Regions from separate parts of the Homo sapiens genome. Here region 1 is linked to region 2. Evidence: chromatin loops called from intact Hi-C (ENCODE). Cell type or tissue: natural killer cell. All regions are shown on one strand. Links, peaks and the distances in the headings refer to the core of each region. The heading gives the core; the rest is flanking DNA.

What was found. A loop is a pair of places that touch in the nucleus more often than their neighbours do. Peaks named below come from ENCODE experiments on the same cell type or tissue, not always from the same donor. Only the 100,000 strongest peaks of a DNase experiment are listed, where the experiment ranks them.
Region 1: it touches region 2 in a loop (4-fold over the local background); 1 of 110 quality-filtered maps calls a loop at or near these places.

The regions. Positions count from the first base shown.
Region 1 is chr3:43,021,807-43,027,141 of GRCh38, reverse strand. All of the region lies in intron 1 of GASK1A (golgi associated kinase 1A), which reads right to left. Among named protein-coding and RNA genes, the nearest start is that of GASK1A, 45 kb to the right of the region's middle. In natural killer cell, for the core only: no CTCF peak of the experiment used is centred there; DNase peaks (open chromatin) are centred at 2,761 and 3,201; H3K4me3 peaks cover 353 bases; H3K27ac peaks cover 1,290 bases.
Region 2 is chr3:43,475,779-43,481,113 of GRCh38, reverse strand. All of the region lies in intron 11 of ANO10 (anoctamin 10), which reads left to right. Among named protein-coding and RNA genes, the nearest start is that of SNRK-AS1, 130 kb to the right of the region's middle. RefSeq lists an enhancer at 1,795-2,367. In natural killer cell, for the core only: a CTCF peak has its summit at 2,412; DNase peaks (open chromatin) are centred at 2,553, 2,923 and 3,363; H3K27ac peaks cover 2,846 bases.

The DNA.
Region 1 (5,335 bases), core at 113-5,112, 450 kb after region 2:
GAAGTAAAGTTGCCTACATAGAAAATACTTGGCTTACAGTTTCTTTCTTTGAATAGCTTATGGGTTCTGCTCCACTGTTTTGTAAGGTTAAGGGAAATCTAAGATTGAACTGATTTTTTACCCTGCCTGGCTGCCCTAAGAATTCTTTCTTTTTCTTTAACATCCAGTAACATTCCTAAGATCTATCAGTGTTGACTGTTTCGGGTCAGCTTTTCTTGGCGTGCAATATGCCCTATTAGAAAAGGTAAACACAAGTCTTTTTATTTCATGAGAATTTTCTTGAGCTAAATATTAAATATTTCTTCCATTCCATGACTTTATTTTACTTTTTTCTTTAGGCTCTTCAATTATGTACACGGTGGCTCTCCTTTATCTTCCTTATATGTTTCTTACCTTCTCTTTAATCCTTTCTAACTATTTTCATTTCATTTTGTTCACTGTTCTTGTTTTTATACTCTATTTGACTTACTGTGTTTTACCTAATATTTATTCACCCTTTCTGTTATTTTCCACTTTTCCCTACTTCTTTCCAGCTCATATTTCACATCTTTCCATTTTACCATTTTTTCTTGAGTTCTTGCATTTCTGCTTTGTGGTATTTATTCACAGAGGGTACTTTAAGTTTTAAAAATTCATTGTGATAAGATTGCTCAAAATTCCACTGTCTCCAGGTAATATTTTCAGGTGGCCAGCCCTCATCTGTTAAGAAACATTGCTGTTCTTTGTCTCCTTTTTTCTCACAGTATCTCTGCATAGATGCTGGACTGTTTTTATTGTATGAGTTGGACCAGTCAATTGAAAGAGGTTCCTGTAGAACCCCGGTGGAATTTGAAATCAACCGGTTTTCATGATGCAGATGCTTTCTTCTTCTCATCTACCCCATGACCAGGCTGCATCCTGCAAATATGGCTTGTTGGCATGGCTCTTTATGTATCACAGTGTCCTCTGCTTTTCTAATCCCAATAGTCCAGCTGGATCCTCTGAGCCACTAAACTTGCCCCCATCCCATTTCCACACCCTCTTTTGCAGACAAGCGGGGGATGGTGATTCTGCTCCTCAGGTGTGTCACTCACCTTCCGGCATATTTCATTGGTGCTTTCTGAGATCTGCCAACTTGGGCTCCCTCTTCCACTCTTTCTCACTTCCTCCAACACTGCACCTGCATGAAACTGGCTGCTTCTTACGCTGTTCCCAAGTATTTTGGTGACTGCCTCCTAATTTATCTGAAAAAGGAATTTGCATTTTGTCTTCCATCTTCTTTGTTACTTTCTGCTAGTTCCAGGGTAAGGTGAGGATGCAGAGTTTATGCTGCCGTGTTTACACCAGCAGTCCTCAATGGTACTTTTTTAAGAAGAAAGGAGTGTGCCCTTACCGAATGCAGTGACTAATCAGCCCTCAGAGCAACGACCTTTTTCCAACTTCCGTGCTCAGGAGCCACAGCACCCAAACAGACCTGAGAATTCCAAGAATTTTGTTCCTGCTGCACACTTCCACAAGATTTATTCACCAGCTTTGTGTGAATCGAGTGCAGCCTCCAGGCTGATCACTTAGCCGCATTCTTCTGGAAAGACCACCCTTGAAGCCCTTTGGAGTGACATGGACCAGGAAGTGAGGTGATCCACCTATCCCAGTTAGACTTCTAAGAGTGAAGGAGAGAGGGAGGGACCACAGGGTCACCTAGCAGTTCTCCACTTTCTAATTTATTCACCATCTCATCCTCTCTCCTATGGATTCCCATCCTTCTGTTTCCAATCTGGCTAAAAGGTAGCACTGTCCACCCAGATACCCAAGCCAGAAATCTGGGCCTGACCTTCATTCCACCTTTCCTCTGCCCCATACATCTAAGTCTTGCAAATTTTTCCTCCTAAACAGCTCTTGAACCAATCCGTTTCTCATTAGACCCTCTGTGACTGAGCCCAGGCACCCTCTTCTTTACCAGGACACGTGCAACAGCCCCCTTTGCTCCCACTCCTGCTCCTCTGCAGGCCACTTGCCACAAACTGGATCATATCCTTCAAAGTCTCCTTAGAGAACACCTAAATGCCGGAAGTGCTCTAGCCATGCTAAACTTCTTTCAATTCTGGACAGTGCCAGACCCACTCTGTCTCCACACCTTTATATGTGTTGATCCTTCTGCCTGAAATAGACCCCTCCTCCTGTTTCCATTGCTCAGGTCTCAGCTTAGACACCACCTCCCCCAGGAAGCCTTCCCCTGAGACTCCTCAATGAATTGGATGTCCTCGCCGTGTGCTCCCATAACACACTGTTCCTTCCCAAGCACACCCCTTTTCACTCTGTACTGGATTTGATCATTTAATGTCTGTCGCTCAATGGATGGGTTGATCCATGCAGGCAGGACATGGGCTCACAATTGCATCTCCAGACTATCACAGTGCCTGGCACGTGAGAAGCTCTCTGCAAAATGAGCTGTCAGATAAGAGGGGTTATCAGGGAGGTGGAAACACTGTTCCCTGGCCTGTGGCACTGCACGTCTGCTGGTGAAGAGGGCTCCTCCAATCTCCAAGGCTCTTTTCTGTTTGGAAAGCCAGCCACCCCCACCCACTACCCAACACAGCAGATGCTTTTTGTGCCCCATTATTTTAAAATGTACCCAGAGTTTGTTTCAAGCAAACACTGCACCTGCAGTGTTTGGTAAGACACAGAGACACAAAAATAATTGCCATGAAATAAGTTTTTGATATATTCACAGTCAGCTAGAAACAGGAAGTACGGCATGCCACACAGGGCCACAGGAGCTGAGATGGGCAGGCAAATTGCGAGAGCAAATGCAGCTGAAGCCTTTACTGTGGTTTTCACAGTACGGAATGAGCAAAGAAAGTTAAGCTAACTGAAATTGAATAATTTCAGCAGGCTCTGGGCTATAGGTGATAGAGCAGAGGACAGACAGAAAGCTGATAAAAGAAGATGGGTGATATAGACTCAGAATTGGTTGGTTTGCACACGAAAGGTATGCTCACAGGCCAGTTGATTACTCTCTCTTCTTAAGAATTAGCTAACCCTCGGAGGGGCAGTCCTTCCCTAAGTCCACAAGGCACCAGACACCAGAGCATAAAAAACCAGAAAATAAGAGAATATAGTGAACACACCCACGTTATGTCCCCGTGGCCCCCGATTGACTCCAGCTGCCCCCACAGCAGACAATCCTCCTGTGTACTGCCGGTCCCCACCTCAAGGACCTGATCACTCCTGCTTTCTTGCCTGCTGTGCCAGGAAGCTCAGGGGAAATTAACACATCTGGTGACAGCCCTCAAGCAATAAGGGACAAAAGTCAGTGGGTAAATAAGCCAATCTCCCTCTTGAGAGGCATTCAATATCATTGCAACTAACAGTGCTCAGTAGGTCTGAGCCTCTTTTCTATAAAACAAATGATGCCTTGTCACCCCCTAAGATACATTTATCTGATGATTTTTCTGAAGTGAGATCCTAAATTTCTGTCCCAATTAGATATGCTTTTAATTTGGTCTATATTGCTATTTTAGAAAACACACAGGTACTACATGCATAGATATGCACTGTTAAAAACCCATATACCAAATAAATCAGGGCAAAATCGAACATCTCCTTCTCCTCCCCAGAGGAAGCCACAGTTAGCAATTAGGGTGTGCATCTTCTCAGGCTGTTGCTTTTCTTTGCATTATAACATATGCATATGTCACAGTATATTAGTTTCCTGTAGCTGCCATAACAGATTACCACTGACTTGCTGGCTTAAAACAACATAAATGTATTCCCTCACAGTTCTGGAGGCCAGAAGTTCCACATCAGTTTCACCGGGTCAAAATCAAGGTGTCAGCAGGGCCGTGCTACCTCCAAAGGCTCTAGGGGAGAATCTGTTCCTTGCCTCTTCCAGCTTTTGGTGGCTGTCGGCATTCCTTGTCTTGTAGTCACATCACTCCAGTCTCCGCCTCCATGGTCTCCTCTTTTGTTTGTGTCAAATCTCCCTCTGCCTCTTACTTAGATGCATATTTGTGATGGCATTTAGGGTCCACCTGGGTAATCCACAGTAAGTTCCCCATCTCAAGATCCTAAATCAGATCTGCAAAGATCCTTTTTCTAAATGAGATAACATGCACAGCATTTGGGGATAATTTTTCAGCCTACTACACATGGTAATTATTTTCAGCATAAAGGAAATGACTATGCCACAACTTGCTTTGATTGACATAAGAGGCCCTGAAGCTTTTTCCGTATTTATCCATACAGAGGTGCTTTACTCTTTTTAACTGCTGCATAATATTTCACAATGTAAATGTGCCATGATTTCTTTACTCATCCTTCATCCTTTTTATTATAACAAACAATATTGCACTGAACATCCAATACATGCAGCTCTTGGAAAGAATCTAAAAATTTCTACAGAGGAGATGCCAAGAGAGGAAGTTGTTGGGCCCCACTCCTTCTCATTGCCCTTACCCTTTCATCATATATAAGTTACTATCTCCTTTAATCCTCACAACAACCTAGAGAAATGAGAATTATATAATTCCTATTTTACAACTGAGAAAACAGAAAGGTCCAGAGTGCCAATGTTTGCCCACGGCCATATAGCTGGCAAGAATACCAACATTTTAAACTAACACTGAAAGGGGAAATGGCCATGGACAAGTTGGCTTGGTTTTTTTTTTTTTCTTCTACAATGAAAAATGTGTTGAATTCCTAATATGTATTCTCAAAGTATTGGATACCACCAGGGTAAAATAAATCATCTTTTGCAAATGTTTCAAGAAGACAGACTGTTTTGATCCTTCTTTCAGCCTCACTTGGCTTCAGAAAACCTGGGGAAAGTTGGCAGTTGTGCAGTTGTGCAGAGAGAAAAGTTCAAAACGGCCATGAGCAGATGTCCCAGGGAGGGCCACCCAAGTAAAGCTTTGGGAAAAGAAAAGCAGCTTTGATCAGACTGAAAAAAAACATCATCTGAAGAGAAATATTCAGCTGAATAATAAAGAGTACATTAGAGAAAACATAAGGGGGATGATGCAGAATCTACTACAAAGTTTGCTGGTGAGACCCAAACTGACCCTGCCATTGCAGACATGCCGGGGGGCGGCCCCACCTCCTCCCCTCAATTCTAACCATCGAAATTACACACCCTGTCTTTTCTGCCCTGCAATGTTCATGGCAGGAGGGAAAGAGAAATGGAGTTACCTTCACTGTGTGGTTCTACAGCTACTCTCTTTCTCCTTCCTTGTCAAGCCCCTACCTCTCAACCCTTCACCAATACCCCTCCTTAATTCCTCAGAGAAGATGCCCATGGGCTTAACAGTCCCATCCACCCACAGTTGCGGAGAAGGAGCAGTGAAAACAGGGGGGTAGC
Region 2 (5,335 bases), core at 247-5,246:
TTTTATTGACTCTCTACTATAAAATATGAATGTTTTTATGTTCCATCTTGCCAGTGTAATTTCACATCACAACTTTTGGTTAAATCAGTGATTGTATTGTTATACAATTAGTATATTGTATTATTATACAATTATTATACAATAATACAATGTAGTGGTTGTATTATTATGCACATTGTATTTGTAGATAAGTACGTAGTGTGCCATGATTATGTTTCCTTAAGCATAATTGAGTTGAAAACGGCCTTGTTTTTTCTTTGTTTGGTTTCTGTGTACCTATCATTGATTCTTTCCTAAACATAGTGTGCTTAAACACACCAGACAGCCTCTCAGTGTGTTGTGTTGTTTTCCTTGGAGAGGGTATTTCTGGAACTGTGGTGTTCCCTTCCCATTTGGGCAGTTCACCTCCAGACTGGCTGCAGGGTTTCTGTCCTCACTTCCCAACTTCTTGGGAATTCACTTGGCTTCTCGTTTACCACCCCTTTCTTGTAACCCCCTCCTTTATCTTGGCAGGTTCATGAGAGATAGTTTGGAATCTTGCATATCTGCAGACATCTTTATGCCCATCTGCCCTCCAAATTTGGAAGACATTACCCATTGCCTCTAACATTGCTGTTGAGAGCCTAATGCCAGCCTGACCCCTGATCCTTTACACGGGGTCTGTTCATTCTCTCTGGAAGCTTTCACAGTCTTCTCTTTATCCCTGGTGTCTGACATTTCACAATGATATGCCTTTGTGGTCTCCTCGATCAGAGGGACTTAACACTTGCAGACACCTGTTCTTCAGTTCTGTGAAATCCTTGAATTATTTCTTTGAGAATTATCTTTTCTCCATGTTCTATCTTTATTTCTGGCCCTCTGTTGCATTTTCTGGACTTACCATTTGTTGTATGTTTTCCCCCTATTTTTGTGTCTCCTTGTTTGTTTGGGTTCTTCTGTCTATTTTGAGATTTTCTCAACTGTATTTCCCAATTCTTCTATTGAATGTCAGCAATCATAAGTTTAGTATCCAAGAGCTCTTTTTTATTCTCTGAATGTTCCCACCTCCTTTTAGAAAATAGCATTCTGTACTTTATTTCATGAATGCAGTATTATCCCTCTGTACTTTTCTTCTGATCTCTGCTTTGTCTCTGTTTCCTCCTAATTCCTCTTTTAGTGGAAAGGCGTTTTCATTATTGTGTTACTGCCCCTGGTGCTGCCTGTAGTTCAGTCTCACTTGATAGGAAGTCTTGTGTCTTCCACTGGATGAGAGAGGGGATGGGACTTTGAAGGATAGAGAGGGGTCAAGGAGTGTCTTCTGCCCTTCTGCAGCCGTTCTGAGGTCCTAGGCTCTATCTCCTGGGGTTCTCCAAGGCCCAGGCACTGTGGGCTATCATTTTATGGTGATTCAGAAGGAGGGGAGAGCAGACGTAAGTTCATCTGTTTAATCCAGAAGTCTCCCAGGTCTCCAGGTCCCAGTATTACACTTTGACTTTAACCATTTGGTAATTAACTTTTCTCCTACTTAGTCTATCCACTTAGAAATGTCTGCAGCCTTCAACTTTCCTTTTTCCCTCCCTCCTTTCCTTCCTTTCAAAAAGCTCTCTTCAGGGCAGATGTACCAATCACATTTCATTAGAGGTCTTTACTTCTCTGGTTCTTTTTTATTGTTGAGTACTGTGAATTTGGTAATTTTTCATAGATTATTGAACTTTAGATTGACCAACTTCTGAATTAATAAATATATCAAAGTTTAATATTTATTTTTTATTTCTAACTTCACCTACTTGAAAAAGAAAGCAACAACAATGTTTAAAATGTAAATAGGATAATTAGGTATAGAAACTTTCAGAGAACATCTGGGATAACAGGGACTGTGTGTTTTTACCACATGAGACATGATACAGCTTTTATACAATTAGGCCTTAATGCTTGCTCTTATATTTTCATGTTAGCACGAGTGAAAAGGAAAAGGTAGTGCCTCTTTTCTGTTATTAAACAAAAGGATCAGGGAACCTTGATTAACACAATAATCTATGCACGAGTGAAAAGGAAAAGGTAGTGCCTCTTTTCTGTTATTAAACAAAAGGATCAGGGAACCTTGATTAACACAATAATCTATGTCCTCAAGGATAGTTTTAGAAAACCATTCAGATGGTTCACTATAGTTTCTAAAGTGCCCTAACTTGTGGAGGCATTTCTGTAGGGGGCTATAATATTATAAAACAGGTACTTGGGTTTGCTTTTAGATGCTCTAACCTTAAAATGGAGACAATTTGGAAGTCTAAGGATATATCAGACTTTTTAAAAACTATTTGACTTCTCAAGCTTTTGCCAAATGTTTGATCACAGTCAATTTATTATTGAATTATCTGCTACATATGTATGGTGTGAATAATCTGTGTTTGAAAATGAGAAAAATTGTACTGTGTCAAATATGAATACTACATAGGAGTGAGAGCTAAGCATTAATGTAAATTAATTACTTGTGCCAAAGACTTCTCCCCACTAGGAGGACAGCCTGTGTTAGCACAAGCATAAACCATCAGAGTAGACAGAGCCACTATTTTTCTGATTGTGATGATGTTGGAATTTCTCACTCACACATAGTCACTACAGTGAAATGAAAAAAGCATGGGTCCTGGAGTCAGACAGCTAAGATCCTGGCTTCAGATCTCACTAGCTAGGGGAAGTTACTTTCCAGACCTTAATTTCTTAATCTATAAAATGGGTGGTTAAAGTCCCTACTTTAAAGGGTTTGTTAGGATTGGGCTTTTCATTTATAAAACACATAGCACAGTGGTGAGGTCATAATAGATGGCTGCTGTTTTTTAGGTTGCTGATTTCAGAATTATCATTTTGCATAGAAGAGGCAACTTTGACAAGGACATTTTAAGGCATCTGTTCTGACTAACCCCAACTTCCATCTCCAGAACCTCACTCCATGTGGCTTGTATAGACAGCTCACTAACTCTGTGACCTTGGCCAGGATACGTAACCTCTCTGATCCTCAGTTTCCTTATCTGTCAAATGGGAATAAATGTAGTTTCTGCCTCATAGGGCTGTTGTGAGCATTAAATGAGTAAATATATGAAAAGCACTTAGAATAGGGCCTGGCACAAGGTAAGCATTGTGGTAAAGTGTGAACTGAAAAAACAGAGACTACTTCCTTAGAGATGGGCCATTGGGAAATCACTTCTCAACATTCCTCCCTCACTCCCTATGTGTGCCTCTGGTGTGCAGGTTGGCGGGCCCCTGCCAAAGTCAAAGAGGTCTGTCCAATTGTAAGTGATAATGGCTCTTTTTTCTGCCCGTAATGAGCAACAGGCACCTTCTATGTTAAGATTATGCCTTGCCCAAACAGGAAGGCCACGTCACCTTCGCGTCTTCCTGTGTGCTATTGTGTGTGAACACACCCAAGGTCGACTGACAGTATAGGGGATGTTAGAACATTTAAGATGAGGGGTAATTTGTCATCAGGCTATTCCCTCCTGCTCTGAGCTTACCACAAGTACAGTATTATGGTCCAGGATCCAAGGAAGCATTACGAGTTTTAGATCTGTGCTCAGATTGTTCCGTTTGATTTGCAAATGACTTTTATGCAATGACATTTTGATTTAGCACTTAAAATATAACACGTCAGCTGTTATTAACAATTATCTTAATAAAATGAAATGGAAGGTAATAGATGGAGTACGTCTTGCTTCATTTTCTGTCCATACCACTTAGGACAGTCCCTAGCATATGGTAGATGCTCAGTAAATGTTTGTTTGAGTAAGTAATTTATAAATTATTTTCATATTCATTAATAAAAAGGGAGAGGTGGTACATCTTTTTTGTGCATCTGCCTAAGTTTTATCCACTACAATACCTTTGATATTATTCTAGCTTTTCTTAACAGTTACAATAATACTGTATCTTCTCAACATCATATCATCTCAATATGCTGATCAGTTTTAATTTGAGGGATAATGAAAGATTTCTCTATTTGTAAACCAGTAGATAAATAACAGGGCTTGTCTCTAGGGAGAATACTGAAAGATGGTAGAGGGGTGCAGAGCAGGAATGGATGGAAGATCTTTTCTGTATATTCTTTGTCTTTATTTTTTAAAACTATGTATACACATTACTTTCTCAAATAAAAGAAATTTTACCCATGGTAAAAGAAAAAAAAACTCTTGTATCTGCCCACTGTGGAGATCTGCCTGCATTGAATAGTACAGGGAAATTACTTATTGATCGGCAAATTGCTTATTGATTGGCAAGGTTTGCTATGTTTTCTTTCTTCTTTCAAAATACATGCTATGGTCATGCATGAATTCGGGGATAGTCTTCATTTTCTTTGAGCAGTTACTCTTAGGCTATCTCATTATTTTAATGTTTATTAGTGGTATAGCTTGCTCATACTAAGTTCCACAAAGTGATCTAACTCAAGATTTCTTGGGAAGATGGTGAAGTAAGGGAAAAAACCGATAAAAACTACAAAGAAAAAGGAAAGTAAGGAGAAAACTCCATAAACCAAGAAAAGGAAAAGGAGAAAACAGGGAGCTGGCAGGGAAGTGGTGTCCGTTGCATTCTACAGGTGTTGAGAAGTTTTTATCTGATATAACATGAAGGACAGACCAACTTCAGGAAGACACCAAGAACCAGCCAATGTCTTCCCTTCCTGAGACAATTGGTGGGATGACATGAGAAATGAATTTAACAAATGCTAGTAGACCACTACAGACCCCACTAATTGGAGATCAAAAGCAGGCCTAGAAGAGGTAGAGACTCTTTCTACCTTAGGATTCAGTAACATTCACAGAATGGGTACATGGATATCACCAAGATAAACTGAAAACTTGGGGGCAACCTTCAGGTCTACCAACAATTATTTTTTGGAATTTTCTTCTGTTCCCCTTTGGTTTTTATTTAGACATGATTAAATACATGATAATTTTAGGGGGAAAGTAGATAAGCTAACAGAAAAAAATACTGTAAAACCCAGAAAAAAATACTGTAAAACTAGTTAACATTATAAAATGACAATATGAGCAAACAGTGTATCAAAATATATGATTCTGAAGTAAATCACATAGAATAAATATGAGATAATGGCCATGGACATTTTTGAAGAAAATAAAGCCACAATAACTGAAAAATTATGATAATGGCACCAGAATAAATAGATAAATAGAACAGATCATAAATTCCATGAACTGTCAAAAGTATAGATACATACAAATTTGTAGGCCAGGTGTGGTGGTTCACACCTGTAATCCCAGCACTTTGGGAGGCTGAAGTGGGCAGATCACTCGAGGTCAGGAGTTCAAGACCAGCCTGGCCAACATGGTGAAACCCCATCTCTACTAAA